Linked DNA regions of Homo sapiens: region 1 is linked to region 2. Evidence: chromatin loops called from intact Hi-C (ENCODE). Cell type or tissue: K562. All regions are shown on one strand. Links, peaks and the distances in the headings refer to the core of each region. The heading gives the core; the rest is flanking DNA.

What was found. Peaks named below come from ENCODE experiments on the same cell type or tissue, not always from the same donor. Only the 100,000 strongest peaks of a DNase experiment are listed, where the experiment ranks them.
Region 1: it touches region 2 in a loop (2.1-fold over the local background); 1 of 110 quality-filtered maps calls a loop at or near these places.

The regions. Positions count from the first base shown.
Region 1 is chr2:204,345,270-204,360,716 of GRCh38, forward strand. No RefSeq gene overlaps it. Among named protein-coding and RNA genes, the nearest start is that of PARD3B, 190 kb to the right of the region's middle. RefSeq lists an enhancer at 1,012-1,555. In K562, for the core only: no CTCF peak of the experiment used is centred there; DNase peaks (open chromatin) are centred at 8,182 and 9,252.
Region 2 is chr2:204,400,915-204,416,361 of GRCh38, forward strand. No RefSeq gene overlaps it. Among named protein-coding and RNA genes, the nearest start is that of PARD3B, 140 kb to the right of the region's middle. In K562, for the core only: no CTCF peak of the experiment used is centred there; a DNase peak (open chromatin) is centred at 6,997.

The DNA of each region.
Region 1 (15,447 bases), core at 5,189-10,188, 55 kb before region 2:
GTGCCAGAAACTAGAGAAGTAAAACAAACAAACAAAACAAAACAAAACAAAAAACAAAAACCGCCACAATAACAGTGGTATGTCAGAGAAACTGAAGGGCTGATTGAAAGAACTTTCAGTGGCCACAGCCAGAACAATTTCAGAGGAACAAAATAAATAAAGTAGCATTGTTTATAATCAACAAGAAAAGAGACAAATCTCCCAAAACAGCATTCCAAATAATTTCTGTACATATTCTGCCTTCAAGCAGGTGAGAATAAATCCCATTTCATAAGGGTGGGTGGTGCATAGTGACTTTCCCACAAAGTGTACATTATGGATGGGGTGGAGAAGAGAGGAATTTTGCAGTGGAAGAACCTGACAAACACAGTCTTAGCAAGGTCATTAAGGCTAACATCAGCAGTGATAAGTTATGCTGATAGAATGTGTCCTTGATATGATGCGATGAGAATGGCACCTTATCTCTGTGGTCTTCCTCCCTAAAACCCAAACCCCAATGTGATCATGAGGAAAACATGAGATAATTCTATGTGAGGGACATTTACAAAATAGCTGATCAGTGCTCCTTTAAATTGTCAAGGTCAACAAAAACAAGGGAAGTCTGAGAAACTGTCATAGCCACCAGGAGCCTAGGGAGACACGATGACAAACTTTAATGTAGTATCCTGCTTGGGGTCCTAGAACCATAAAAGAACACTAGGTAAAAACTGAAGAAATCTGAATAAATAAAGTATGGGCTTGAGTTAATAACATATCAATATTAATCATCACAAATATACCATACTAAGGTAAGATGCCAGTAGGGGTGAGTGGGTGAGAGGTATATGGGAACTCTCATATTCAAAACTTCTCTGTGAATTTAGATGTATTCAGAAACCTTTTGTAAAATAAAAAATTTATTTTATAATCTTTAATGAGAACTAAAATCTAAATCTCTGTAGTGAAAAATGTATAGATTCCATTACACTGATGTTATTTTGTACCTGCTGTCTTCAGGGTCACCTAGCCACCAATAAGAATGAACCAACTGAGAGCCTGTGCCAAGTGCCAGACTCTGAATCTGGGCCAAATAGACTGAAACCCTTCCTCCACATCTGTTTAATGTTTTTGACATTCCTTGTATCCTCCTTGCTGAATCTACATAAACTAAAACCAAAAACTGCTGCTGTCCTAAAGCACCTGCAACTCCTCCTCACCCCATTCCCTCCAATCAGACCCCTCAGATGTAGACAACAACATCAATCAGACTCAATGGGACATGATGATCAGTTAATTTCCCCTATTGCTAGCTCACTCCTTCTTCCCTGCTGGGAGCTTACAGCATGCTGAGTGGCCAAGGTCAGGCTACTTATGATAGCGTTGATTAACCAAATTAACCAAGTGCCTTGCTTGTGCATATTTACTTCCTACTGTTTACTCTTTGGCCATTTTAGTACTTGTAAATATATACCAAAGGCAGCAATAGCAACCAGCCCTGAGCCTTTGACATGGCATCATACATCAAGGGGCACAAAATACATACATGTATATGTATTAAAAAGAATCTTCAAGAAATCACATTAAGCAGTTAATAGTGGCTAATTCTGGGAGGAAGAAAGGGAAGGAATAAGAAAATAAATTTTGCTGCATTCTATTTGCTTTTTATTGACATTTGTAAGGATTTCTTTTTACACATTTCTACACTGGATTTTTTTCTACAGTGAACACAATAGTACTTTCGTAATTAAAAACCTACTTTGACTGTGGGATATACACTGTTAGTTAAAATTGTTGGTGCTGACTCTCAAGAAAGAAAGTATTTCTATTGTACAATGTGGATAGAATTCAAGGAATTTTGGGGGTGTCTTACATCATTACGGCCAAGGATAAAAGTTAATGGAAAACTGGTATAACCTACAAATAGGCTCTCTCAGGGCTCAGAACTATACCAAGCAAAGAAACTAGGCAAGATAAGGTTTTGAGTAAAGGTAAGACGATGATGGAGTAGATAATGAAGAAGGAAGGTCATAAGTTGCACCAATAGCATTAAGAACTATAGCTTCTGTTTCTCTGCCCTTGCTGCTGGAGTGTTCAAAGGCTTAATAATTTCATCCATCATTTTCCCTTTTCTCTTTTCCCTTTGGATTAGGAACTATCATTGTTCTTTGTATCTTTTTTCTTCCTTTTCTTCATACTACTGTATATCAAGTATGTTGGTATAATTATTTGATTCATTCACTGGTTGAAGAAAAGAGTAAAGAAGGAATCACAACAAAAGTACAGAAGAAATGCGAATCTGAGGGAGATCATGGTCTGTGAAGGGAGTGGTCCATTGACATCCTGTACCTACATATTGCTCTTGGTGTGACCTTGGGTTACTTCTTGTTGGAAAGTTTTTATGACTGCCTAGAGGAGTCTCTTTAGGATTGTGTGTGTTGACAAAATTATGTGTGCTCTGAGCAATCAAAGGGTAAAACAGCAGAAATTGTGGGTGTTTCAAAGGGTAAAACAGCAGAAATTGTGGGTGTTTCTTCCCAGATACATGTACAATTCTAGAAAAGTCATATATCAAAAGTCAAAGAAGTCACATATCTCCTTTAAGGGAACTTCCCCAACTTATAGGGGTAGGACTCCTTAGTGGTCGTGGTTCTATTCTGCGATCCTGTCCTGTTGACCATAATGAATTGAAACAATCCTAAGTCAGACTGATTAGTGATGGTTAGGAGGGTGGTGTCATGTGAGTTTAAAAATGGCTGCCGAGGACACATGACTTTAAGGAAAGGAAAAGACTTTTTTCACTGACTGGTCAGACGTGTCCTAAATTAACCTTATTAATTTTGGTAAAGGGTATTCAATGGTATATGGTAAGATCAATACAGAATTTTCCTTTCAGAAAAATACAATATAGCAGTAATGTAAATAATGATTTAAAGTTCTCCCAGAGAGATATGTCTCTATTAATGTATATCTATGTATAATGTATATAAGATTTTTCATAGCACAGATATATTAGCTATATATAAAATAATTGACTTCATACACAAATCAAAACAGAAAAGGAGTGAGTTTGAGAGAGTAACAGGATAAGGATATTTTATTTTTTAGGTATTTCAACTTTAGTGAGCTCTAATTTAACATACAACAAAATGTACATACATGCAACACATGTTAGGTGTACTGTTTGATGCATTTTAACAAATAAATATGCACATTTAGTAACCCAGTACAATCAAGACAAAGCATTTCCATCACTTGCCAAGATTTGTGTCTCACACTCATAATTTTTTTGAAAATTATTTTTTTAAAGCTGCTATGAACACATGTTTACAAGTCTTTGTATGGATATTTAAAACAATTCTTCTCAGGTCAAATCTTAGAAGTAGAATTTCTGGGTTGTGTGGTAAATGTATAGAAACTGCCAAGATGTTTTCCAAAGTGACTGCACATCATTCTACATTCTCACCAGGATTTTATGAGTTCAGTTGCTCCACATCTGTATTAGTTTGTTCTCATGCTGCTAATAAAGACATGCCTGAGACTGGGTAATTTATAAAGGAAAGAAGTTTAATTGACTCACAGTTCCACATGGCTGGGGAGACCTCACAATCATGGTCAGCATGGGAAAAACCTGCCCCCGCGATTCAATTACCTCCCACCAGGTCCCTCCCATGACACATGGGGATTATGGCAGCTACAATTTAAGATGAGTTTTGGGTGGGGATACAGCCAAATCATATCAACATTCTTGTTGTTAACACTTAGTATGTCAGTCTTTTCCATTTTAGTTGCTTTAATGAGCATCACATTATACTTTTAATTCACATTTCCCTGATGATTAATGAAATAGATATTTTTTATGTGCTTATTTTCCATTCACATGTCTTCTTTTATAGAATATAGGTTCAAATCTTTTGCCCAGTTTTTACTGCATTGTCTTCTAATGATTGAATTGTATGTGTTCTTTATATATTGTGGTTACAAATCCTTTGTTAGATATATGTATTATGAATATCAGCAACCAGTCTGTGGCTTACCCTTCTGTTTTGAGAGTGATTTCTTATAAAGAGAAAAAATGTTAATATTAAGACCAATTTATTAATATTTTTCTTTTATAGTTAGTGCTTTTTGTGTCTAAGGAATCTTTGCTGATTCTAAGGTCACAATTTTTTTGCCTATATTTTTTCTAATGGTATAATTTTTTGCTTTTATTCTTAAAAATGTGATCATTCAGATTAACTCTAAAGGGTCAAAGTACAAGCAAGGAAGGGGTCAAAATTTGTTTCCTTTATCGACATCCTGTTTCCAATATTAAATTATTGGTTAAAATGACTACTTTTTTCATTGAATTACTTGGGATATTTGTTGGAAATCATGTGTGGGTCTACATCTGTACTCTTCATTCTGTTTTAATTATTTATATGTTAATTCTTACAAAAATATTACCATGTCTTGATTACTTTAGCTTTATAATAAGCCTTGAAATCAGAGAGTATAAGTCATCCAAATGTGCTCTTCTTTTGCAAAATTGTCTTGGGTATTCTAGATCTTTGTTTTGCAATATAAATTTTAGAATTAGCTTGTCAATTCTACATAAAACCCTGCTGGGGTTTTTATAGGGGTTGCATTAGATGTAAAGATCAATTTAGAGGAAAATTCTTATTTGATCTTTGATATACTTCCTCATCTGTTTATGTCTTCTTTAATTTCTCTTAGCAGTGTTTGGTTTTCAGTGTACAGATTTTGCATATAACTTGTTAAATTTATGTCTAAGTATTTCATGTCCTTTGATATGTTTAATGGTACATTTTAAATTATTTTTTCAGTTGTTTATTGATAGTATATAAAAATGTTTGATTTTTAATACTGTATACTATTACCTTGATAAATTTGACTTATTCATTCTAGTTTCTTTTTTTAATCTACTTTAGAATTTTCTACATACATGGTCTGCAAATCAAAAAGTCTTTTTCAAATCTGTATATATCAGACTGCTTTTCAATTCTGTATGGCTTTTATTTAGTTTTCTCCTCTTATTGTATTGTATTGGCTAGCTCTTGCGGTACAATCTTAAATATAAGTGGTGATAGACAATCCTGCCTTCCTCTTCATATAAGGGAAAAACTTTTTTATCACTAGGCGTGATATTTGCTCCTTTTTTTAAATAGATGCCCTTTTCCATATTGAAAAAGTTATCTTCTATTCCCAATTCGCTGAGAGAGTTTATCAAGAAGACGTACTAAATTTTGTCAAAATTGGTTTTTTTTCTGCTTCTGTTGAGAGATTCTTATGTGTTCCCCCCTTATTATGTTAATGGAGAATTGCATTAATAGATTTTCAAATGTTAAACCAACCTTGCTTCCTGAGAATGGCCCTTTTTGGTCATGATATATTATACTTTGTATATACTGCTTTGCCCTATATCAAGAATAAATCAAGGATACATATTGTAGGTCTTAGAACAATCACTGAAAACATAGAACAAAGAGGCTTAGAGAATAAGACAATAGTGGAGTTGGAATTCATTATTGGAGTTGTTTGTCTTCATATCTTTCTCTTCTCCAGTACCTTTTCTTACAAGACAAATCCCAGCTACCTCATCCTGCCCAAATTCCAATCTCCATGTTTTAAACTTAGTAAGACCACTGTATTCCTTTTGGGTTTCCCCTCCCTCAGAAAGGAAAGCAGAAAGCTAAGGGATGTGTGTTCTGTGTTTAAAAGAACAAAGAGTTAAATTGATGATTGTTTTACATTCATGCATTAATTAATTTTTTCAACAAACATATTTAGAGTTAGGCCTCAAATATCTAGGCAAAGATAGTTAATTTTTATTATAGCATTTAACATTTAAATTTTTCTGCCATTTAAAAAATATAAATGCCCTACCCATTGTGTAGTACATTTATATGTTTGGGACATGTACTAATGGAGGAATATACATGTAGGTTGGACTAGAAATACCTTTTTAATGCCAGAAAATGCCCTCAGATAGAAAGCCAGTGTGAGGTGCAGTGGCTCACCCCTATAATCCCAGCACTTTAGGAGGCCGTGGCACGCTGATCATCTGAGGCCAGGAGTTCGAGACCAGCCTGGCCACTGTGGTGAAACCCCGTTTCTACTAAACATTAAAAAATTAGCTGGGCATGGTGTTGTGCCCCTGTAATCCCAGCTACTGGGGAGGCTGAGGCAGGAGAATTGCTAGCACCCGGGAGGTGGAGGTTTTAGTGAGCTGAGATCATGCCACTGCACTCCAGCCTGGGCGACAGAGTGACTCCATCTAAAAAAAAAAAAAAAAAGTCAGTGTGAGTCTAGGGCTCCACTTGTTTTTGGCCTTCTACTGTGGATCATAGTACTGTATTGCCTATTGTCTAAAAACAGCTGGAAAAGTGTCTTGCTTTCTAGTTATTTTCTTTGGGAGGGAAATTCTAATACCAGTAATTACAATAATGGCCAAAAATGAAAATCACATAATAGTGACTTTTAACAACATAATCATTCTACGAGTATTAATGTACAAGTAGGTAATATTAATACATAAGCCTGTGATGTTACTGTTACCTGGAATATACAGCATCAAAGATTCGAACTCTTTTTTTTTAACAGAAGTAATTTTTTAAATGGCATAAAAATAAACTATCTTTGCCCAGATATTTGAGGCCTAACTATAAAAACAGTGTAGGTGAAATGATGGCTTGACGAGGAAAGTTCAACTCAAGACTGGGTAGCTATCCTTTAAAAACCAGTGAAAAGAAAAATCCAGTTGAGAGAGGGAACATGACTAAGCCAATTAAAAACGTACTTGTTAATTACTGAAAAACAGTGACCAAAGTTGGGGGGTTTTAAAAGATAAAAGTGAAATTAACTACTTTGAAGCAAGTCACTGAGGGGAAGAAATGATGATCATTAGTCTGAGAACGTTTAGGTTAAGGCAGAGGGCTAGAGCCTCAGACCCCTTGAGAACTTTTCTGATTTAAAGATTCTATGATTAAAAACAAAAATTTTAAAAGCCATTACATTAATAGGCCTCATTTATAAGCCATCAACTAAAGTATCACGTATTGACATCCTATTTCTAGTTTTTAAGAAAAGGAAAGGGAAAGTCTTTTCTTCATTGTGTAGTGCACTTATATATTTGGGACATGAACTAACGGAGGGATGTAAATGTAGGTTGGACTGGAGATACCTTTTGTAAGATATTATAAAATCACATCATTATTATAAATACCACTCTACTTTCATATTTCTCATCTCATTAATTCTGCTCTACTTTCCTGTATTTGAAGAAAAACAAGAAAGTAACTTTCTGCATAATTCTCTATGCCTTTGTTTTTTACTTTTTCTTACTTCTAAACAGCAACCATAGCTATCAGCAGTAAGCTAAGAGATGAGTGTTCTGTGTTTAAAAGAGCAAAGAGCTAAATTAATGGTTGTTTTACATTCATGCATTAATTTATTCTTTCAACAAACTTTTTTTTTCTGCTGGGTCAGGAATGACAAATGGATTTCATATTTAATGTCATCTCCTAGTGACTGATAGTAGCTGATTGGAACCCTGTACTGAGAATGAAAACGCCTTTCTGGCTCAGCCAGATTGATTTTCAATTGAATCCTGCCCTAGACAATGAAGGAGGAAGTAGCACAAAGGTGTATTGCCATCTCTTCACAAGTCACCGTACTTGGTTTAAGGGATATATGGTGTATAAGACAAAATCCTGTTCCTAAGACTAATGGGGAATACTTCTTGGAATAATGAGAACTATAAAAGCAATAATAGTGTATCAATGAGGGCTAGGTCAGAAAAACAGAAATCAGAGCCAGGCATTTCAAGTAGAAAGGGGCTTAAGGCAAGAGATTGGGTAGTTATAAAACTATTGGAAAGGCTGGGGGAAAGCAAACCAGAGAAAGCTACCAGCTAATCTCAGCTTTGCTTCCAGCTTTCAGAGAGTGAGGAAATTGCAAGATCATTTGAGAAATGCTGGCGCTGATTATAGCTGCCTACTGCATTGAAGTACGTGAAACTCAACTTCAGGGAATCAAGCAATTTATTCAGCCGCTTATTTGAAAATGGAGCCAGGAATAGAACTCAGGTCTTCCTCTCAGTTCACCAATCTTTCTATAATACAGTTTTGTTTCTTCTCATTCAACTTGCACTGTCATTGTTCTGATGTACATACCCAAGTCTTTATCATTGTTTTGCTATGTCATTTCCTCTTAAGTCCCAGGCTTACTTTTTAACACACACACACACACACACACACACACACACACACACACACACTTTCCTGTACTATTAAAAACTATATAGGCTCTTGGAAATGTTACTTCTGGAGGTTCCACCCTACACCAAAGCAAATGTATTAATGTGCATCTATTTTTTGGATAGAAAAAATGTAATTTTGCTTTTGAAATAATTTGGCTACAGATAACTAATTTAATTTGAGATTGGCTATGATTTCTTGGCAATTACTTCGCATAGTTGGAAATTCTTGCAAAGTGAGAAAAATTTAATCTTCAAATTGTTTTAAGTGCAATGAAATATTTAGGAGTAGTAAACATGACAATTAATGAAGTTGGCCCAATGTTACATTTTGTAGATGTTTAAATATTTGTTAAATTCAATTTTGCAGTTTTCCTCTTGGAACCAATGCCTTTTTTTTTAGGTCCATAATGCTAAACTCCAGCTTTTCTAGTGCTAGTTGGCAGAAGTGGCCCAGGGCTGTCTCTCATGGATATCACCAAATATAGCTTTCTGTGAGCCTCTATGCACGCTGCTCCCACGGAATGGAATTTCATGGAATTTCAATCTTGTGAGTGGTGCAAGGTCAGAGATAATGAGGTCCACACGTGTTTGTGTCTGTGTCTTTCTACAATGGCAGACTTCCACTGATGCTATTTAATCACAAAAGCCATGGACTACATGGTTCCCAAGGAGGCAGTTCTCCTTAGTACTTTCTGTTCACTCAGCGGTCAGAGCCTTGGACACACAGGCTCAAGTCACTTCATAATTCAGTATACATAATAGTATACTTAATCAATATATAAATGCTATAGATTAAACATTCCACAACAAACAAAGTAACATTTAACATCAAGAGAAAGGGGATAGGAAAAAGGGGTTAACAAACTAGTCCAGGAGGAGTGACAAAAACAAAAACATCTCCTGGTCTGAGCCAAGAGGTCCTTCAGTCTTGCAAGGAAGAGTCTTTGATGTGGGCAGAGCCTTCAGCAGGAGATACTGGGTTCACCATGAGTAATAGGAAGATGGTGTCAGCTAAGACAGCCATATCGAACTCCTGAAGCCCTGCTCTGTTTATGGCCACAGAGTCCTCTGGTGAGAACTGGTAGTGGAAGGGTGTGCTTGCTTATATCCTTATCTGGTTGGATGCAGTCTTTATAAATCGGGCAAAACATCTTATCCCTGTTGGCAAAGTGCCCTGTGAAATGTAAGATGGAGTCTTTTTCTAAGATGGAGTTACTTATGGCAAGGGTGTGCTATATACTTGTTATCCCCAAACCCTCCCAATCCTAGTGCACACTCTTCAGAGTTTACCTTCTCATCAGCTCTTCTTAAATCCACTCACACCACCACCTTCCTGTAGGGCCAATGCCTTCTTCTTCTATCATGAAAAATGTGAAGTTTGATTGAGAGTTATTTATTTACATGTCTGCATCCCTTTTCAAGACAGGAATATTTTGAATGTTGTAAGAGTTTATTATCTCAGCACAGTTCCTCATGCATGTGCAACACACTACTAAAACATTGTATGTTAATGTAAATTCATTAAAGACACATTCAAGCACTTTCCATGTGCAAGATACTAAAGGGAGATTATCAAAGAAGAGTTGACTACCATTCTTATCTTCAAGACACCTCCAATTTTTCTTGAAGAATTTTAATATATGAGATAAGAATAATTTCATTTCTTAGATTTTAATTTCTTGATGAATTTAGTCACTAGATTCACAATTCTGTGGTCAGTGTTGTAAGCGTAAACATTTGTAGCTTATTTTCGTATGGCTTCTTTTTAAAATTCAACAAACAAGAAATGTGTGGACAAAAGAATGTGGCGAAGGGGTTAAATTGTGTTATTCTGGCATATTGACTATTTAAGTTAAAGGCACTTGAAAAATGCAGGTATAAAAAGGTCACTTTGACCTTCATGTGTAAGATGAAATTCTTGTGTGAAAAATGCCCTCCCCATACTAGAAAGATACAACATTCTCCACAGGAGGAGAAATCAAAACCAAGAGAATACTGTACAGACCTTGTTAGAATAACGCTTCTTTTAAGCTTTCCTACATAGTTTAGCTGCTTCTTTTCCCAATTCACTATATAAGTAACTGACTCTAACTACTTCTTCGGCTCTTCATTTCCTTCTGAGGACTCCTATGCACGTATAATTTGTATTATGCTTTTCTCCTATTAATCTATGTTATGTCAATTTACTTCTTAAACCCAGCTGGGAACCTAAGATAACAGAGGTGGGATTTTTCTGTCTCTACAATGGTATAATAATAATGTGTTACTTTACAGTAGGTTTTAGGATACCAAAACATGTTTAGGTACATAATTTTATTTGATCCATACAACTATGTGGCAAAAGCAGAGCTGGTAATATCATTCCCACTTTACAGATAAGTAAATAGAGGCTCAGAAGGCTGACAAAAGGCACAGTCAGAACTTAGGTCGACATCCAAGCCTAGCTTCACACTGTCACTACACACTTTGCCCCAGGTTCTAGAATGTTAAATTTAAGGCAGAATGGTTATAAATTAGCAAGTTGGATAATTCAGCAGTGAATGTAAATGAGAGTTATAAGATAAATGACATTTAGTGACATTAATTAACTGATTAAATTAAACCTGATATTTTAATCAGAATTTGTTTGTGCAGTGCTAGATAAAATGAAATGTAGTTTAACCTAGTTACTTGAAAAAATTCCAGTTACCATAACGACTTCTTGTGATTTCAATTAAAGGTGGTCTTTTCTTTATATTATTTTTAGAACTTTAGTTACCATAACAACCAGATGCCGTGTATTTGATCAGTTAAATCATTCCCAAACAGTTAAAATATGATGTTCTCTTGGAAACAATCAAAATATGATAAGTGGTGTGTCAGGAATTAATGCCCAAATGGCAACGCAGACGCAATTTTTCAAGGAGCTCACATGTGAAATAAAAGACCAATGAATCTTCCTTTGTATGTGGGCTTATGATGTTTCTCAGTTACAGAAATCAAAAAGAGATTATTTATCAATTGGAGGAAAGTGGAGATGTCAGGTTCTGGGGTAATATGAATTGTCAGAGCTACAAAGAGAAATGATGTAAATGATAAATTCATTTTCACCAGGTTTGGGGGCTTTGCTGGAAACAGTATTACCAGAGCTTTGCCCAAGCTGAGAGTGGGGAGAGGAATTTGGCTTTATATAATAGAAAACAGCTCTGCCTTTCTGTGTTCATTACCTCCCCCATGCCTCGCCCTGTAAAGGAGAATTTTTAAAGGAGTCTCTTCCTATCTTAAGAAACTGGTTTCCTAATATCAATGAGGGGAGCCACCACTCCTATACTTATAGGCTCTGCAGTTATTGAAATAGAGATTGGGAGCAAGATGACCACAGGGGAGGTCCAAAGAGGAAAAAAAATGAAAGCAAGAGAGTTCAGAAATAGGAGAATGGCAGACCAAGAAGATGAAGGAAAGAACACAGGCAAGGGGTAAAGTCCAGGATGAGGCAGCCCAAGTAAGGAAGGCAGAACAGAACAAGGGGCAAAGCAGAAACCAGCCTCACCTGCAGCCACGTGTCCCTAGAAAGAAACAAGGAGGCAGAATCAGTTAAACGTGCTGACGGCTATCTACCTTCAATCATGTGAAAATACTTCCGACATATTGGGCCCAAATGCATGGCAAACGAACATCAGTAAAATTCCCTTGCTCTCCGAATCAAAGGCCTCACCTGTTTGAGGTAAATTGGCCCTTCCGGGCAGATGTCTTGCTTTATTTGATGGGCAGCCATCCACGTGGAAGTGGGTTAAGGACAAAAGATGCATCTGGTTGCCCTGAAGGAAGGGCCAGGTTGCCCATTAAGTGACAAATAAAGATGGCCTCTCCCTGTTATCACCCCCTGCCCATGAAACGAGGAGAGAGCCGCTTGTCTTGCCCACAGCCTGTGCAGAAGCAACAGACGGATGGTGAGAGTGTCAACCGTGGATTCCGGGCTTAATTGTAGTCCTTTTGCTTAATGAGGTTTCGTGAGGAGGAGGAGGTGGGGGATTGGTGTGTGCTCCTGTGGCTGAGGGTTATTTAATTAAAAAACAATAAAGCTGCCAGCTGCCGCTGGTTAACAATCTGGAACCCTCCCTTTCTTCCTCCCAGACGTGAACACAACACAGAGAGATAAAGCCTCTCTAACCGGCTTGTGAGCTGAGGCCCTGTTAGCACCCCCAGATCAAACCACCCCATTTTCTTCCTAAGCTCTCTTTGGTTGCCAAAAACATTGCTAGCTGATCTATGGAGAGTTAAAGACCCCCCTCATAGCTAAATTACAAAAAAGAAAACAAACAAAACTCCTATTCACCCCTTCTCCTTGGTGCTTGTTTTGAGACCAAAAAAATGTACCCTGGAGGCTGGGCGCGGTGACTCACGCCTGTAATCCCAGCACTTTGGGAGGCTGAGGCGGGTGGATCACGAGGTCAGGAGATTGAGACTATCCTGGCTAACACGGTGAAACCCTGTCTACTAAAAATACAAAAAAAATTCGCCGGATGTGGTGGCAGGCGCCTGTAGTCCCAGCTACTTGGGAGGCTGAGGCAGGAGAATGGTGTGAACCCGGGAGGTGGAGCTTGCAGTGAGCTGCGATCTTGCAGTGAACCAAGATCGCACCACTGCACTCCAGCCTGGGCGACAGAGCGAGGCTCTGTCTCGAAAAAAAAAAAAAATATATATATATCTATATAATATATATATATATAATATAAATATATATAAATATATAATATATAATATACATTATCTATAATATAAAAATATATAATATAATATACATTGTCTATAATATAAAATATACATAATATATAATATACATTATCTATAATATAAAATATATATAATATATAATATACATTTTATATATATATACACTCACACACACCCTGGAAATGGACACAGGGGAGGTGATGCAGAAAGGGGGTATCTTCCAGCTCCTGTCTCCTGTGTGTATCCTGATATGAACACATGGACGTGGAGGCTTTCCCAGGAAGGATGCATAGTCTCCTACCAACAGGGTTTCTGTCCTCTGTGTCCAGGGCTTCACCACTTCCAACAGTCACCTGGGGAATTTGCTTTAAAAAAATACCACTTCTCCCAGCACTTTGGGAGGCCGAGGCGGGTGGATCACAAGATCAGGAGTTCAAGACCAGCCTGGCCAAGATGGTGAAACCCTGTCTCTACTAAAAATACAAAAATTAGCTAGGCATGGTGGCAGGCACCTATAATCCCAGCTACTCGGGAGGCTGAGGCAGAGGATTGCTTGAACCCTGGAGGCAGAAGTTGCAGTGAGCTGAGATTGTGCCATTGCACTTCAACAAGAGCGGGACTCCATCTCCAAAAAAAAAAAAAAAAAAAAAAAAAAAACACTTCTGAGGCTCTTCCCTGGAGATTCTGAATAAATTAGTGTCTGAACCTGTATTTTTACCAAGGGCCTTCATTGATGTTTCTGATCAGAAATGTCTGAAAAATTATCTTCTCATTACCTGTTTACCCGAGGGACCTGAGTGGAGACTAGAGAGAAGGGAGTGAAATGGAAAGTTCCTTCAATGCAGAGTGTTTAGCCTTGCGTATATTTCTCAGTTACCAACAAAGGCCCAAAGCCTGTCTGTGATTTTTCTGTTTAAAGAGCTCCCCCATCTCCTAACACCTCCAGCTCAGCTAGGGAAAAGCAATGTAACAAAACTGCAGGGTCTGTTTCTAGGGGGTAAAAACTAGCTACTGATTAGCTGTGGTATCTTAACAGCATTCTTGTTTGAAGCATCCCTGTGGCAAATTATTAACACACTAGAGTGAGGCTTAAACCAGGAGACCCCCATCTCCTTACTAATTAATCAAACTTCAAAAGTTCACTCACTAGTAGGTGACAACCATGTCTTTTTGCCTGAGGCTGTGTCAGTTTTAGCACTGAAAATCCCTTTCTGGGAAACCTCTCAGTCCCAGGCAGACCAGGGCATGGATCACCTCTAGTAACCAGCTCACACTATTGGTGCCTCTCTTGGGATTATTCAGCTTTTCTTTCCCCCTATCCTAGATGCATCATGAATTTCACAGGGGAATTGTGAATCTGGGGATACTCAGGCCTCACGCATGCATTCTCTGCATCTCACTTAGCACCTTCCTCAATTTTCTCTTCTTCAGCACCTATCAATTGGCTAAAGAGCCAGCTTATTCTCTTCCAATTGGCTATAGACCCCACTTATTCTCTTCCCAGCTTCCAATTATCTTTTCCCCTGCCTAGTAAAAAAAGCCCTATATTCTCCAAATCGAGTTCTCTGATGACTTTTGATGTCCTTTTAAGTCCACCAAATAGGCTGGCCTAGGATTAAATAATCTTTGGAATCGCATTTTATTTGCATTTCAAATGTACAATTTGCATGGCATTTGCTTATGCCTCAGTCAGATTGGTTCAGATCTCATCCATATTTATTTAGGGGGAGGGGAAGTATAAGAGCAAAATATTGTGGACTCCTGGTCAGAAAAGCTGACTCCAGATCCTGGCCTTGACATTTATTTGATCAGCAACCTTAGATCAATCAGTTTTGCTTTATGAAAAATTGAGATGGTTGAATTATTTTCCTTCCTAAAAATTATATGCTGAAGTCCTAACCCCCAGGACCTCAGATTGTGATCTTATTTGGAAATAAGGTCATTGTAGATACAATTACTTAAGTCAGGATGAAGTCATACTCATCTAACTCACACTCTTCATTTTGGAGTAGGGTAGGTCCCTAACCCAAACTGACTGGTGTCCTTATAGAAAGCGAAATTTGAAGACAGACACGCATGCAGGGAGAACGCCATGTGAAGTGTGGGGTTACACTGCCACAGGTCAAGCAACTCTCAGAAGGCAGGACCAGAAGGTAGGAGGAGAGAAATCTGGAAGGAACAGACCTTTTCCTTGCACCTGCAGAGGGAGCACGACATGCCAATGCCTTGATCTTGGACCTGTACACCTTGGAGTCTCCAGACTGTGAGGTTTCTGTTTAGAAATAAATTTCTGTTGTTTAAGCTACTCAGTTTTTGGTACTTTTAAATGGTAGCCCTACTAAACTAATGTAAATGGTAACACCTACTTCATAGGATTTTTCTGAGAATTAAATATATAAGAATATTTATGTGAAAGTACTTGGTACATAGGAGTCATTAATGAATAGAAGAAAAAAATAATAGAGAGAGACAGCAGTGAGTTACCAGAAAATGACACC
Region 2 (15,447 bases), core at 4,376-9,375:
TAAAAAATAAATAATTCTAAAAGGCCTATCTCTTTCTTGGTGATAGAATGTTCAAGATGCAATAACTTGTCTGTTATGTCAGAGGTAATGTCATGGCACACTGCAAACAACTGGACCCCTGAAGACATCACCAATGTGGTCTTCATAAGACTTCCTTCATAAGATTTCCTTCTCACCCTGGTATGCACATGAGTTTCAGAGCATTCAGAGTGCTTGACATTTCCTGCTCACCAGGTCTGGTTAACATGGTATCATTAACATGTTGGACCAACATAACGTTCTTTGCAATATGAAGACTACCATGACTAGCAAAGTAGCATCCCTCTGACACAACTGTAAATGAACGTGTACTGCTGTCATTCCCGAGAACTTCTTTTGATCCTCCTTCATGACAGGAATGGAAAAGAATGCATCTCCTAGCTCAACAGCTGCATTCTGTCCGCCAGATACTGTTTTGATCTATTTTAGTAAAGATACCACACTTGGCATAGCAGCTGAAACTGCGGGTCCCACTTGTTTAAGTTTATGGTAGTTCACCATGCTCTGCCATGAACCATTTGATTTTCAGGGGGTTCTATTTTAGCTCATTTCAATGAGTTAAAATAGAATATGATGTGCCACCTCAACATCTTTTAAGTCCTTGAGGGTGGTGCTCATCTCTGCTATTCATCTGGGACATGTTATTGCTTAAGTTCTAATTTCTCACAGGGATGGAGGTTATTGGTACAAATTTAAGAGCTTCCTATATTAGTTTTCTATTACTGCTGTAGCAAATTACCACAAATGCAGTGCTTAAAACAGCATAATTTGTTATCTTACAGTTCTGGATATTGGAAGTCCAGAATGGGTCTCAATGAAATAAAATCAAGTTTTCAGCAGAGCTGTATTTATTCTTGAGGTCTAGAGAATCTGTTTCCTAGACTTTTCCAGCTTCTAGAGACTGCCTGCATTCCTTGGCAGGCAGGGAAGAACTCTCATGAACCCTTCCTCCACCTTCAAAGCTAGGAGCGTAGCATGTTTAAATCTGACTGACTTCTTTTTCTGCCTCCTTCTTCCATTTATAAGGACTCAGGATTGTTTGGGGCCACCTAGATAATGCAGAATAATCTCTTCAACTGAAAGTCAGCTGATTAGCAACTTTAGTTTCATCTGCAACTTTAATTACCCCTTGCAATGTAAACGAATATATTCATAGGTTCCAGAGATTAGGACATGGACATATATAAGGGGCCATTATTCTGCCTACAATATTTCCACTAACTTCCCTTATCATACCACACCTACTTCACAAAATCAAGTCATAAATATGAGGGTTCTACCAAGTTCTAGGTAAATTCATCCTGATGATGCATCTGGGGGCTGGAAAAACATCATCATAGGGCAGGACAACAGATTCATTGTATTCACTGTGAGATAGACCTGGGATAAGACTCTGTTTATCACATGGCTTCCATAGCCCATGGGCAATTTGATTCTCTTCATTTATCAGTATCACCTACAATTCAATACCCTCAGCCCTTGAAAAATCTCCTTTCCCCGAGTGTACAATTATCTGGTAAATGAACATAAATCCATTGGGAATGGATTGGGAAAATAGCTACTGTAGCATCATAGCATATTTCCTCAAAGGGAAATAGCCTCCCCTTCTATTAACTCTGGGCCTGAGAACGGTGTGAGAGATCATGATTTTCCAATATGGCAGCTTTCTGCTCACCCACAATTGATCATCAGCTGCCCAACTTCCTTGACCCTAAAAATACCATGGTCTATTGAACATCTTCACAGATTCCCATGGATCAAGGGCTCCTTATTGCCATTCCAGCTGCACTGCCTGTTATGGAAATTATGTTCACTTTGCTTCTGATGGTTAAGTGTTACCACCTGGCCTCTCTTATGCCAGAAGTTTATCATCTCCATTGATACTAAGTAAGCCAGGTCTGTAACAACCTCCCATGCCACCCCTGGCCCACAAATGACTATAACTATTAACTCCTTCCATTCCTCATTGCTTTAGGGAAGGGATATCCTCTGGGCCTTCCTGGGGAACATAGATATCTGGGGTTTGTTGTTGTTGTTGTTACTTTTGTTTTTGTTTGGCACATCTCTGATCCTTTTCATCCTTTCCCTAGTACTCTGCCAAGAGTTCTGGAATCTCCATTTCATTTACTATAAGACTCCAGAAAATGGTAGGCTTGAGAGTTAAGAAGTCATTTGTTAAGCTTGGCTCCAGAAGTCCTTTCTGGGATGTTAAATCTTGCCTGCACTCATATCAATACACTCTTTCCCATCTAACCTTGTAATCATCTCCTCTGAGCAGCTGCAAGATGCATTCCCGGGCGTGTTGTCCTGAAACACATTGGTACACATAAGCCCTTCAGTGAATAATTCCTTTTCTCTCTGTAGTGTGAACAATACTTCCTACTTGCACCATACTAAGAGTTGACCCTAGTTTTTAGTGTAGACCAGAGATGGGCAAACTAAGGCCCTTTGGCCTGACACTTAAAACTGTTGTAACATTAAGGAACACAGCCACGCTAGTTTATTTATATATGGTTTAGGGCTGCTTTCATGCTATGATGGCAGAGTTTAGTAGTAGTGACAGGAACCATATAGCCTACAAACACTACAGTATTTACTATCTGATTCTTTCAAATAAGTTTGCCAATTTCTGGTCTAGATCAGCACTGTCCAATAGAACTTTCTGCAATGATGGAAATGTTCTATCACCTGTGCACCATCCAACATGGTAGCCACTAGCCACGTGTGGCTATTGACTTGCTTTAAATGTGGCTACTGTGAATAAGACCAAAAAATTTGATTGTATTTTACCTTAATTGGCTTATAGTTGTATGTGGCTAGTGGCTATTGGATTTGACGAAACAGATCTAAATGCAATGAAAGGAGTCAGGAAGGAGTAGAGATTTTAAAGAGAAAAAACACCATCTTGAAGGGAATCCATCTCAAGTAAGTATTCTGTATGGCCTCTGAAAAATGGAAGGTTGCTTCCCACTAGCCAGCAGAAGGAGACCACCCCACCTGGACCAGACGGCCCAAAGGAATCTCTGGGCCTTGGCAGTGGTCAAGCACATCCGCCCAGAGGTTCTCATTATAGGTCTTAGGGTCGGTCTTGACTTTAGTGTAGGAGACACTGTAGTGTAGGAGCTGTGGACTTAGCCTTTTTTTAGTTCAGCCACTGGGTGCAAGAGATAGTGGTCTGTATAAACATGGCACTCAGATTTTTTGCACAGCCTTCTGGATGCAGGAGATGGTGGCCTCTATAAACACTATTATTAAAGCATTCTAGCTTTCATATCATGTCGTGAATTAATAGACTACTGATCTCAGTCTGTTATTTTCTTTCCTCCTGTGGCTGTTAGCAACAGCTAATTCCCCAATCCTCATAATTTCTCTTGCCTTATATCTTTCATCCATTAGATCTATTGCATAAGCCAGTACATTCCCTTCTTCATGTTCCCCATCTCAATCCACTATAGGTGTAATCTAAGAAATTGTAATGGTATGCCCTGCCAGAGGTAATCATTGCCCCATTTACCAGTTGTAGGAGCTGTTCCACGTCACCAATCAGCTTACTATAACCACTCTTGGATCAACTTTCTTAGACTAGGTTCCCCAAGAAGCAGACCCCAAGACAAGGATTTGAGTGCATGTGGTTTACTGGGGAATGACTGCAGGAGACAAGAATAAAGCGAGACAGGAAAATGTAGGAAGCGAATATAAGGTGTATTAATAAGCAGGTTACCGTGCAGGACAACAGGGGCTCAATCCTGCCAGGACTCCTGGGAAATGGTGTGGAACACACCTCAGACTTGTCCTCTTACATTGCTGATGGAGGGAATGCTCAAAATATGTTAATTCTCTGGCACTTCCGTCTGCCTTGTGCATTGGAGGACATAAAACTCTCAGGTGGGGAGTTGCAGGTGCTTTCCTTCTTTCTATTTGGGAATGGTGAGTGTTGGGATGACTTGGGCAGGGAATTGACAACATCGGCCACAAAATTGAATATCTAAAAAACCCAAGAGTCTGTTATGGTTCTCAAACAAAGAGAGGGTAGTCAAAGCAATAAAAACAAAATCAAAATGAAACATACACACACACACACACACACACCTCCTTGGTCAGGTTGGAGGTAACTTGTATATAATACTACACTCTCACAATTCACAATTTGGGGAAAATTAAACATTTAACCTAACTTTATTAACTATTTGCTTTAACATGCTTCAGAACAAAAAGGGAGGAATAGAAGAAAGAAGTGAAGGAAAATCTTGATAAATATTGAATCTGGATTGAATCTGCTACGTGGAGTTTCACTATACTATTGTGTCTTTTTGTTGTTGTTTGAAATTTTTAACTGAAAGAGAAAGTCTTTTTCTTCTCCAGTCCCCTCCAGAACTATCATTAGCCTTGGGTTGCATTCTTATAATCCTGATGACCTATTATTAGATAAAGAAAGCACAAAATAATGCAGTTAAACTGCAAGTGGCAGCTTTTCTCCTGTCACTTGGACCCAAGTTCCAAATTATGGTTCTTGTTCCTGCTTTGATCACATTACAATCTTAAAGTTTCCCTAATGAATTGATCCATTTATATATCTCCAGTGCTTGTTATGAAATCTTACACCTGTACATACTTCATATGGATTTAAAAAGCAATGAATATGGAGTTCCCATTAGAGTGCACATAAGGCACTAAGTGTAGACACGCTTTCCAGCTTCTCTTCCCCTTCCCTAACCCAACTAGGAAAAGCTCCTTTTAGTTCCTTCCTATTGTAAATGTATTACCTGAAATGGACATTAAGTTAGCTCATTAGCACCCCAAACATATAAGCAGTATTTAGTTTATCAGATCAACTACTAGAAACAAAGTCCTGAGGCAATGGGACTTCAGTTGCCTAAATGTTGACAAGTTGGTATAGAAAGTAAATACATAATACTTCACCTTACACTTGTAGGTGGATATACACTCTTTGGATTGCTTTTGTTATCAATCTCATTTAACTCTCACAGAACTTTAACAGAGGAGGCCCAATAAGCTTAAAGCATGGATCCAACCTAAAACTGCTAGAAAATGGCAGACCTAGAACTGGTGGTTGAGGAGCCCCGAATGAGAACACTAAAGAATAAGAGAACAGCAGAGTGAGGACATCTTGAATAAGGTACAGGAGGTGTGGGTGCTTGTGCCCTTCATAATGGGGCCTCCTTAGGCTGCCCCAGTGGGCCTGGGGTTTCCATTTCTATATTTGTTCTCATCTTCTTTACGTTGAAACACAGAACAATCCTCTTGGTGTCCTGAAAACACCTAATGTTCCATTCTCAAACAGGTTCCTCAGAATACTCACAATTGTGTTGTTTTTATACAGGGAGCTAAATGCACAATAAGGTATCATTTCAAATTTTCTCAAAAGCAACTTTAAAATTATATCTATGGAATACGATATGATTCTGGAAAAGTCTAGCTTTAGTTTTCCTCCTCTCTGCTACATATGTGATATTTGAGTTTTTTCTCCTTGAAAATCTGCTGATAATTACCCCTGTTTTAGTCATCTGAAATCCAGGACACAGTAAGTTTTAAAGATAAAAGGTAGCCTACTGTTACATCCCTTCCTGTGGAAAACAGGAAAAAAGGGAAAGATTCTTATCTATTTTCCTGATTTTATGAGAAAGACATATTTGTAGCTTTAAAATTTTAAACATTAGAGAAGGATACAAGTTAGACAGTGAAGTTTCCCCCAGAATCTCATTTTTCAGCATGAACCACAGTGAATGGTTATGCAGCTCTTCTTTTAGACTTTTTACTTTACAGAGTTTACAAAGCACTTTCACATATTTTTATCTCATTGAAACTTCACAACAGCAATTTCAATTATAAATGTGAGATTGGGGAAATTGTTTTCCAGTGAACTTTAATAACCTTCTCACAAAAGGGAGCTACCATGACTGACTACCTTCTAGTCACATTTTTGCAAAGCCAGGCCGGCATTGATTCACTGTGACCTTTCATGCTCAATTCATACAGCAAAGAGCCGACTGGGCTGTGGAGAGCAGAATCAATCCAAAATCTGCTAAGTATTTTGGTTCTATCAGCTACAGCCTTAGCTAAATACAAAACATTTGCATGGGTAATAGATAAAGATGGAGCAGTCTTCCAGAACACTATAAAGGAGGCTTCTTCAGCATCACTAACAAAGAAAAATGTGGGGCTAGCCAGTCTAAACTGTAAAATATTTAATTCAAATTAGAGTAAATTGTGGTATTTCCTCCCGTGTAAGTAGACAGAGATAGTCCTGCACCAATTACCACTGGATATAAAGTAGCTGCTCTCAAATTAATGGAATAAAACAAGTCCCCCCAGGCTAACAGCATAGTCTTGGGGTTAGCTGCTTAATTAGTGGGCTCTTTGTTCTAATAGATCTCATAGACAAGACCTTGAAATCAAATCTAGGAGTCGGAGGAGAGAGTCGGTGTCTTGGGTGAATCTGGTTACCATATTTCTAGACTAAACTAATGGAAAGATAAGGATCTTGATTCCAAAGAGCCAAATCAACCTTATCTCTTGAATTTGTATATAATGAACTGTTTATTTTGGCCCAGGAAGCCGCTTCAAAGAACCCATTATGATGGCTAAGGACTAAACCATAATTACATTTCTCTCCAGGACAAACTGAAGGATCTTTCCTTTTTTTCGGTCTTCATTCATTTTCCAAATTGTGAACAAAAATGTTTACTAGGTACTCTGGCCATCTTTATTATTGTGGCTTTAATGTTTAACACTAGTATATTTCTCTTAATCTCTTTGGTCTCAACCTGAAACAGGAGGGAATGGTGACACAAGTGGATTTCATTTCCAGTGAAACAGAAAGGCAGCAACAAGTCTCTAAGCTCCCTCACCTCTGAGCAAAATGCAGAGTGACTTGGAGTCCTGTGACCTAGCTTGCAATGTTGTGATAGCCCTGATAGTGATTCATGTCCTTACAAAACAAACAGCTATCTTTCTAACCCTTCATAGCTTAGGCGGGGCCTCCACCACAGAGCTACCTTTGGTCGGCTCTGCAGACTTTGATGATGAGACTCTAGCAGTCAGTCTAAGAGAGAAAAGGACATTCAGGGAATTTTAAGTGGCTTGGATCAGCATTTGTCATATACAATTGATGTTCATTTATATTTCACTAGCCAAAATCTAATGCTGTCCAAAATTGGGAAAGAAATATTTCAAATACTAATCAGGCCCAATCTTGCTTTAATGTAAAAAATGAGCCTTGTCCTACCTTTTTTCAATCCTAGTCTCAGAAGGGGGATTTAATATTTCCTGACAGTGCTTTAAATACTTTGCTGTTCAGACTTCAGTGAATCCACAATAATTATGTCAGTTAAACCAGCTTGGTTTTTCAATAGGTGTTTTAAGTTTAGGGTGCTTTTTGAACTCCGTATCATGGCATTCATTCTTTGATATTAGGTTTATTAGAGAAAGGGCCAATACTCAGATGGATCACCACTTAACCATTTAACCCATTTACCTGTTGTTTTTTAATCTATTGATTTAGTGGTCTACAGCTTCCCAGCCCCCTCCTTTCCAGGAAGTTTAATTACACAGAATCTAGGAGCCATTGCTATTCCCAGTGGAGAGTTTCGGGGAAGGCCAAGTGGTTTTTAATTCTCAGAAGATCAAGCCATAAAGACTCCGGTAGATTATCATTAAGCACTGACTTAACATTTAGTGTCTTACTAAGCTTTTTATAGGAGCCTTTGCCATTTTGATGAATGAGACTGAAAAATTATCTTTGTTTTACAGATGGAGAAAATATATCAATATACAATTGTTTAGGGGTGGGGAGAGAAGTACCAGTTTCTTCAGGTGGAAATTAATTCTACCCATCCTTCAACACCCTCTCAAAAATATCCAACAACTTCATCATAGTTTTGGCTTCAATCAGTGTGTGCATTCTTCCTGAATCATACTCTCCAGTAAAACAAGATCTTCTTGATAGGCTCTGTTGGCAATATCCAGCCTTCACCTTGACAACAATTAAGCCAGGGAGCACAATTGAGACTGAGTTTTCTTCAGAAGAACAGCCAAATGGCACTGAACACATTTACACAAAGTCATAAAGCAAGTGCAGGAATTAGAAGTCGTCCCCTCCGTGTGGGTGGAGTGGTGAGCCTGGCCCGGGGAGGAACATGGTTTGCTAAGTAGAGGCCTGGGGATGGTAGATACAGACCTTCCTTATTTCTTCAGAAGAACATATCAGAATCCCCCATGGGAACCCCCACACTGGAATCTCTTAGCTTTTTAGAAAGCATAAGCAATGCCGCTAGAAACCATTTATCACATTTAGGAATTCTTTCATTGCTTTCTCATAATTTGCCATGTAAAAATAAATTAGAAGTCATGGAGTGGATGCTTACTAATAAAAGAGAAATTATCAAAGAGATGAACATAAATAGTAATGAAATCAGCATGGGCCTGCAAAGTACGGACATTGCAGGGTCAAAATAAAGGAGGGATGATAACAAGACAAGATTTGCTTTGAACTTCTTAGTCAACACTTACTTTGTTTTCTTCTAGTTTTCTAGGAACCAGCTTTGTTATTTTACATTTGACCACCTCTTATAAATCCAAACATTTACTATTTGATGCTCTGTTTTTTAACCCTGCCTTATTCTATGTGCAGACTGCTCCAAGAAAAATATCAGCAACTAAATTTGCTGTTTTCACTCTAAGTGGGAACATTTTCTATGATAGTAATAGTCTGACTTAGAAAAGGCTACTTCTTAAGGCAATGAGTGTGGACAGTTTGTCGGATTAACACCGAGCTGGGATGCTATAGTGGTAAGACTTTGAAATTTGGGAGTCAGAGAATACAAGGGCTACTTCTGATTTTACCTTTTACTAATTGCATGGACTACTTAACAGAATGTCTGTAATTTAAACCTCCCCTTAATGTATAGGCAGTATAAAATTATGCAAATGTCAGTCAGTTTAAGCCATTCCTGAGGGGCAGTCATTTGCCCAAACCAAAAATTCATACCCTAGGTGTCATCACCTAGACTTCCAGTTAGAAGCCCACCTTCCAGAGGTGATTCAGCTATCTTAAACTCCCAACACCACCCAAGTTATTCTTAATTAGCAGGATGCATGTTAAAATGGGTTTTCATTGGTGAAATTAATAGCTTGTCAATTAGCATTATGGCTGCTAGAAATGGGGTTTCACTGGTGAAAATAGTGATGTTCAAATTCTAGACTCTCCCTAGTTGCATAAACAGAATAAAAATGTAGAAAACTCTGTGTCCTATACCTTTAGGGATATTTTCTGGAGACTGATTTCTGTACGGTCCTGAGTCCGACCATTGACTCGGTCTTCAGTTCTTGAGTTGCCTGATATCTACTATAAGACTAATTGAAACCAGCTTCTAGAATATGATCATATCTGCTTCAAGTGAGCATTGCATGCACCAGTGCAGTTAGAATACCTAAAAGGCCAACAGTTGCAATTTCATCAAATTATAGAATAGGTTACATGAGCTGTTTTGTGACCGCTTCCTAATAAATGTTTAATGTACATTTTTATATGTGGCCAAATTTGGTCAGAGATTTGCTTTCAATATAAACTAGTGAAGAGGTTGTGGGGGAGACAGTTATTCATCATCCATGTCTAATTATCGGTAGTTACTGTTATTGACAAAATAATCTGCAACATTACCCTCCACTCAGCATTTGATCTTGCTTTAGCTCGTCCCAGATGTTCTTAATGTTACCTAGGTGCCTATGGTCAATTAGAGGGTAAAAGACTCACAGATCTCCAGACTACAGATCCAGAGGGATTCAGTGGGATTCAGTGTAGGCACAGGGCTCTCCTGGATTAGCAGTCACTTCAGGACCCTATGACTTGGTCTGACTATTGCCTGTTCCTTGCCCCCAAGTCACAGAGACTGTTAGGATTTTTCCTGTTCTCTCCAGAAAAATGAAGACCCTAGAGGAATTCTCATCAATATTTCCTGCTAAGTTTCTTTCACAAAGCCATGATCAAACCCTTTGGTAAGTGCTGTAAGAACAGAATACAGATATGGATATCCTGGAGGGGGTGGGTCGTGTCATAGATACAGGTGATGATGATGATGATGCTGATGATGATTACTATTAATGCAATTTCCACCTGACAAAAAAACCTATATTAAAAACCCATTCTGTTTGGCTGCACATAAAATAAAACTCGGGAATGTTGCCTTAAGGCAGTTAGGTTTGTTTTCTTCATATTATAAATCTAGAGTTGGGAAATGTGAAGATCAATGATGCTGTCAGAGACCCAAGGTCTACATTCCTGCTCTGTCATCATTTGTTCATGGCTCTTGTCCTCATGCTTTGAAAATGGCAGCAGCATCTCCAGGTGTACAAAGAAGAAGGAGAGAGGTAAAAGGGATTTCACAAGGTAAGCTTTTGCCAGTTTATTAAGGAAAGAAATCTCTCTCCTGAAAATTCCACTTACGTTACATTGGCCAGAACTTTGTCATCCCCTAGCTGCAAATGGAGGTGAAGTTATTTTAGCAGAGCATATCACTGTTCTGAACAAAATGAAATTCTGACAGGGAGAAAGAGAATTGATATTGCCAGATAACTAGTAGGGTTTACCATTCCTACTATTCATCAGCCACTTTACTGGGTACTTTCCATATCTACAATCTATAACCTTGCAAAGTAATAATTTTCCATATGATCTACTGAGGAACAAAGACTTTTAATAGCTTGTCCAAGAAAATGGCAGATAACTTGACTGACAGAAATTATTATAATAACAGTTAACGTTGCTCAAACGCTTGCCATAGGTCAGGTATTTCTCTGGGTGCTTTATGTACAGTGACTTGTTTCTTCCTCATAGAAACCCTCTGAGGAAGGTGTTTTCATTGTCCTCATTTATAAGATGAGGAAATCAAAGTTTAGAAAAGTTAAGGAACTTGCTTAGAATCACACAGGTTATAAGAGGTGAAGCTCAAGTTTGAACCTAGTTCTGTGCGACTCCTTAGCTCTTGACCACTGATTTGGTTTGGCTGTGTCCCCACCCAAATCTCATCTTGAATTCCCAGGTGTTGTGGAAGGGACCTGGTGGCAGGTAACTGAATCATGGGCAGGTCTTTCCCATGCTGTTCTCATGATAGTGAATAAGTCTCATGAGATCTAATGGTATATAAGGGGGAGTTTCCCTGCACAAGCTCTCTCTTTCTGCCTGCTGCCATTCGTGTAAGATGTAACTTGCTCCTTCTTGCCTTGCCTTCTGCCATGATTGTGAGGCCTCTGCAGCCATGTGGAACTGTAAGCCTATTAAACCTCTTTCTTTTGGAAATTGCCCAGTCTTGGGTATGCCTTTTTGAGCAGCGTGAAAATGGACTAATACAGTAAATTTGTACCAGTAGAGTGGGGCATTGCTGAAAAGATACCTGAAAACGTGAAGTGACTTTGGAACTGGGTAACAGGCAGAGATTGGAACAGTTTGGGGGGCTTAGAAGAAGACAGGAAAATGTGGGAAATTTTGGAACCTCCTAGAGACTCATTGAATGGCTTTAATAAAAAAGCTGATAGTGATATGAACAATAAGGTCCAGGCTGAGGTGGCCTCAGATGGAGATGAGGAACTTGTTGGGGACTGGAGCAAAGTTGACTCTTGTTATGTTTTAGCAAAGAGACTGGCAGCATTTTGCCCCACCCTAGAGATTTGTGGAACTTTGAACTTGAGAGAGACGATTTAGGGTATCTGGTAGAAGAAATTTCAAAAGCAGCAAAGCATTCAAAATTTGATTTGGGTGCTGTTAAAGGCATTCAGTTTTATAAGGAAAGCAGAGCATAAAAGTTTGGAAAATTTGCAGCCTGACAATGCAATAGAAAAGAAAATCCCATTTTCTGAGGAGAAATTCAAGCCAGCTACAGACATTTGCATAAGTAATGAGGAGCTGAATGTTAATCCACAAGACAATGAGGAAAATGTCTCCAGGGCATGTCAAAGGTCTTCATGGCAGCTCCTCCCATCACAGGCCTGGAGGCCTAGGAGGAAAAAATGGTTTTGTGGGCCGGGCCCAGGGTCCCCATGCTATGTGCAATCTAGGGACTTGGTTCCCTGCGTCCCAGCTGCTCCAGTTGTGACTAAAATGGATCAAGGTGCAGCTCAGGCCATGGCTTCAGAGGGTACAAGCCCCAAGCCTTGGCAGCTTCCACATGGTGTTGAGCCTGTGGGTACACAGAAGTTAAGAATTGAGGTTTGGGAACCTCTGCCTAGATTTCAGAGAATGTATAGAAACACCTGGATGTCCAGGCAGACGTTTGCTGCAGGAGCAGGGCTCTCATGGAGAACCTCTGCTAGGGCAGTGAGGATGGAAAATGTGGGGTTGGAGCCCCCACACAGAGTTACTACTGGGGTACTGCCTAGTGGAGCTGTGAGAAGTAGGCCACCATCTTCCAGACTCCAGAATGGTAGATCCACTGACAGCTTGCCCCATGTGCCTGGAAAAGCCACAAACAGTCAATGTCAGCCCATGAAAGCAGCTGGGAGGGAGGCTGTACCCTGCAAAGCCACAGGGGCAGAACTGCCCAAGACAATGGGAACCCACCTCTTGCATCAGCATGACCTGGATGTGAGACATGGAGTCAAAGGACATCATTTTGGAGCTTTAAGATTTGACTGCCCTGCTGGATTTCAGACTTGCATGGGGCCTGCAGCCGCTTTGTTTTGGCCAATCTCTCCCATTTGGAATGGCTGTACTTACCAAATGCCTGTACCCCCATTGTATCTAGGAAGTAATTAACTGGCTTTTGATTTCACAGGCTCATAGGTGTAAGGGTCCTGCCTTGTCTCAGACGAGACCTGGGACTGTGGACTTTTGAGTTAATGCTGAAATGAGTTAAGACTTTGAGGGGGCTCTTGGGAAGGCATGATTGGTTTTGAAATGTGAGGACATGAGATTTGGGAGGGTCCAGGGATGAAATGATATGGTTTGGCTGTGTCCCCATCCAAATCTCATCTTGAATTCCTCTATGTTGTGGGAGGGACCTGGTGGGAGGTAATCGAATCATGGGGGCAGGTTTTCCCATGCTGTTCTCATGATAGCAAATAAGTCTCACAAGATCTGGCAGTATTATAAGGGGGAGTTTCCCTGCACAAGCTCTCTCTTTTTGCCTGCTGTCATCCATGTAAGATGTGACTTGCTCCTCCTTGCCTTCGGCCATGATTGTGAGACCTCCCCAGCCATATGGAACTGAGTCCATTAAACCTCTTTCTTTTGTAAATTGCCCAGTCTCAGGTATGTCTTTATCAGCATCATGAAAACAGACTAATACAACCACTCTGCTGCACAGCTTCTGCAAAACACATCAAACTGTGCACAGAGCTACCATTTCACTAGTGTTGTAGAGGTATCAAGTGAACAGGCAAAAGGTCAAATACCAATCAGGTAGCCAATCAGTACTCCAAATAAGAGAAAGTAAGCAGAGGAGGCTCAGAATGGAAACTGAAGATTCAAGAAATAGCAAGAAATGAGTAATGTCCAGCTGATGTCTAACTGTGTGCCAGAATATGTGTTTAGTGATTTCTCTTGATGCAAAGGGCCCTTTTCCGTACATCAGTGTGTATTTTGATTAGGTCACATGGAAATATCTATCACAGATGACAGCTGCTCATTGCCCACTTAATAACCATACTCCAATTCTTCTTTACTAAGAGGACCCTCATTTTACTATGGGCAACATTAGGCTGAGTTAAAATGACTCACTCCATATATTTCCTTTCCCTTCCTGATGGCTATATGACACAAGACTGGCCAATGACAATTAAGTAAGCATGGGTTTTGGGTTACAGCTTCCTGGAAAGTTATTGTGAAAAAGGTTGGTGGAGAAACAGGTAGGGAGAAGAGAAGAAGTCCATAGAGTATGGACCCTAGGCATGGATGGCTTTGCTCCCAGACAGAAGAGAACTTACGAGAAGAGGGAAAGCAAGTATCTCCCTGCTTCTCAGAACTTACATTCTTCCCATATGAAAAAGAGAACCCAGTTTGTGACCATCACTTTAGATTCACAAAATATACCAGCATTCTAAATTAGGATTTTCCTTGAGAGCTAATTCTTTGGAGATGTGCTCTTGGAATACAGTCATAATCACCTATAGCATATATTTATAATACACACATGTATACATACCACATACATATTTATGTATAACATTAGACTCTGTTACCACGGAAACTATTACAGTACTAACAAATTTCCACTGTAATATGAAATAAGAAATTCAAATGAAATACCAAGCATTTGTTTAAGCACAAATAGCTTTAGTAATTAAATACATAGAGACAATACAGAAAACTGCAAATTAATACTTAGAAGCCTTTTGCAGTATGAAAGTTGGCTTTGATGTTGTTTTCCCTTTTCCACTGCATTATGTTATACATCTTTATAAATTAAATTTGGCATTGGGTTAACAAGAATAGATCTGCTTGCTGAATAGGAGCTTTCACACACCTAAAAGCTGAGCTCTTATTCTAGATAGTTACACCTTCCATAGTCAGTGAGAACGATTTTATGGCTCCTTTTATTACTCAGAAGGAGGACTTTTATAAAAGAAAGCTCAAATGTGAAGTTGGTCTTACATCCCCTGTTTCATTCAGACAATATGTAGAACTACCCCTGGGGTTTTGAATATATTAACATCCTTTCACAATTAACCCTAATGGGACAAGTGTAGCATTTTTTTTCCCAAGCAGATATATTCAAAGCTGAAAAATACATAGTGTTTAAATAGATCTCATTGTATCAGCTACACCAAATCTCTCCTCTTTATATACAGAGGATTGTACCTCTCTTCACTGTCATGCAACATTAAAATAGGAAGGCATACACAAGGATGACATAGATTTGACAAAAAATTAATGATTTGTACATCACTTTAATGCCTCAAATCTGCAATTCATGTATGCTAATTAGTTCATAATGGGCTGTTGAAGAACAGAACTGTCATCCTGCTGCTTCGCAGGTTTCTGGAAGCTCCGATTCAGCACAGACTTGCCTGGTTGGCTGCTGGATTCTGGGCTGTAACATGGCAGATCTATGATAGCATCCCCCCTCCCCTCAACACACAATTGTTTCCTGGATGTGGTGCTTTAATCTATCAGAGTTACGATGGCATATCTCAAATAAGTGGTTCCTGGGTGCCGCAATACATACCGGCAGCGGTAGCATGGCATCACTACATCTAAATGATTGATTTCTGGATTTTAGACTGTCAGGCTATACCTCAGAGGGCAGCTGTCAACTTCCTAAATGTATGAAGTTGTATTATGCAGCACATTTTGAAAATGTATGTACAACTTTATTATTTATAGATAAAAAGGGCTGTAAAACTTGGAGAGAGGAAACAAAGGGGACTAGAAAGATCAGATGTCTTTTCTTACTGTGA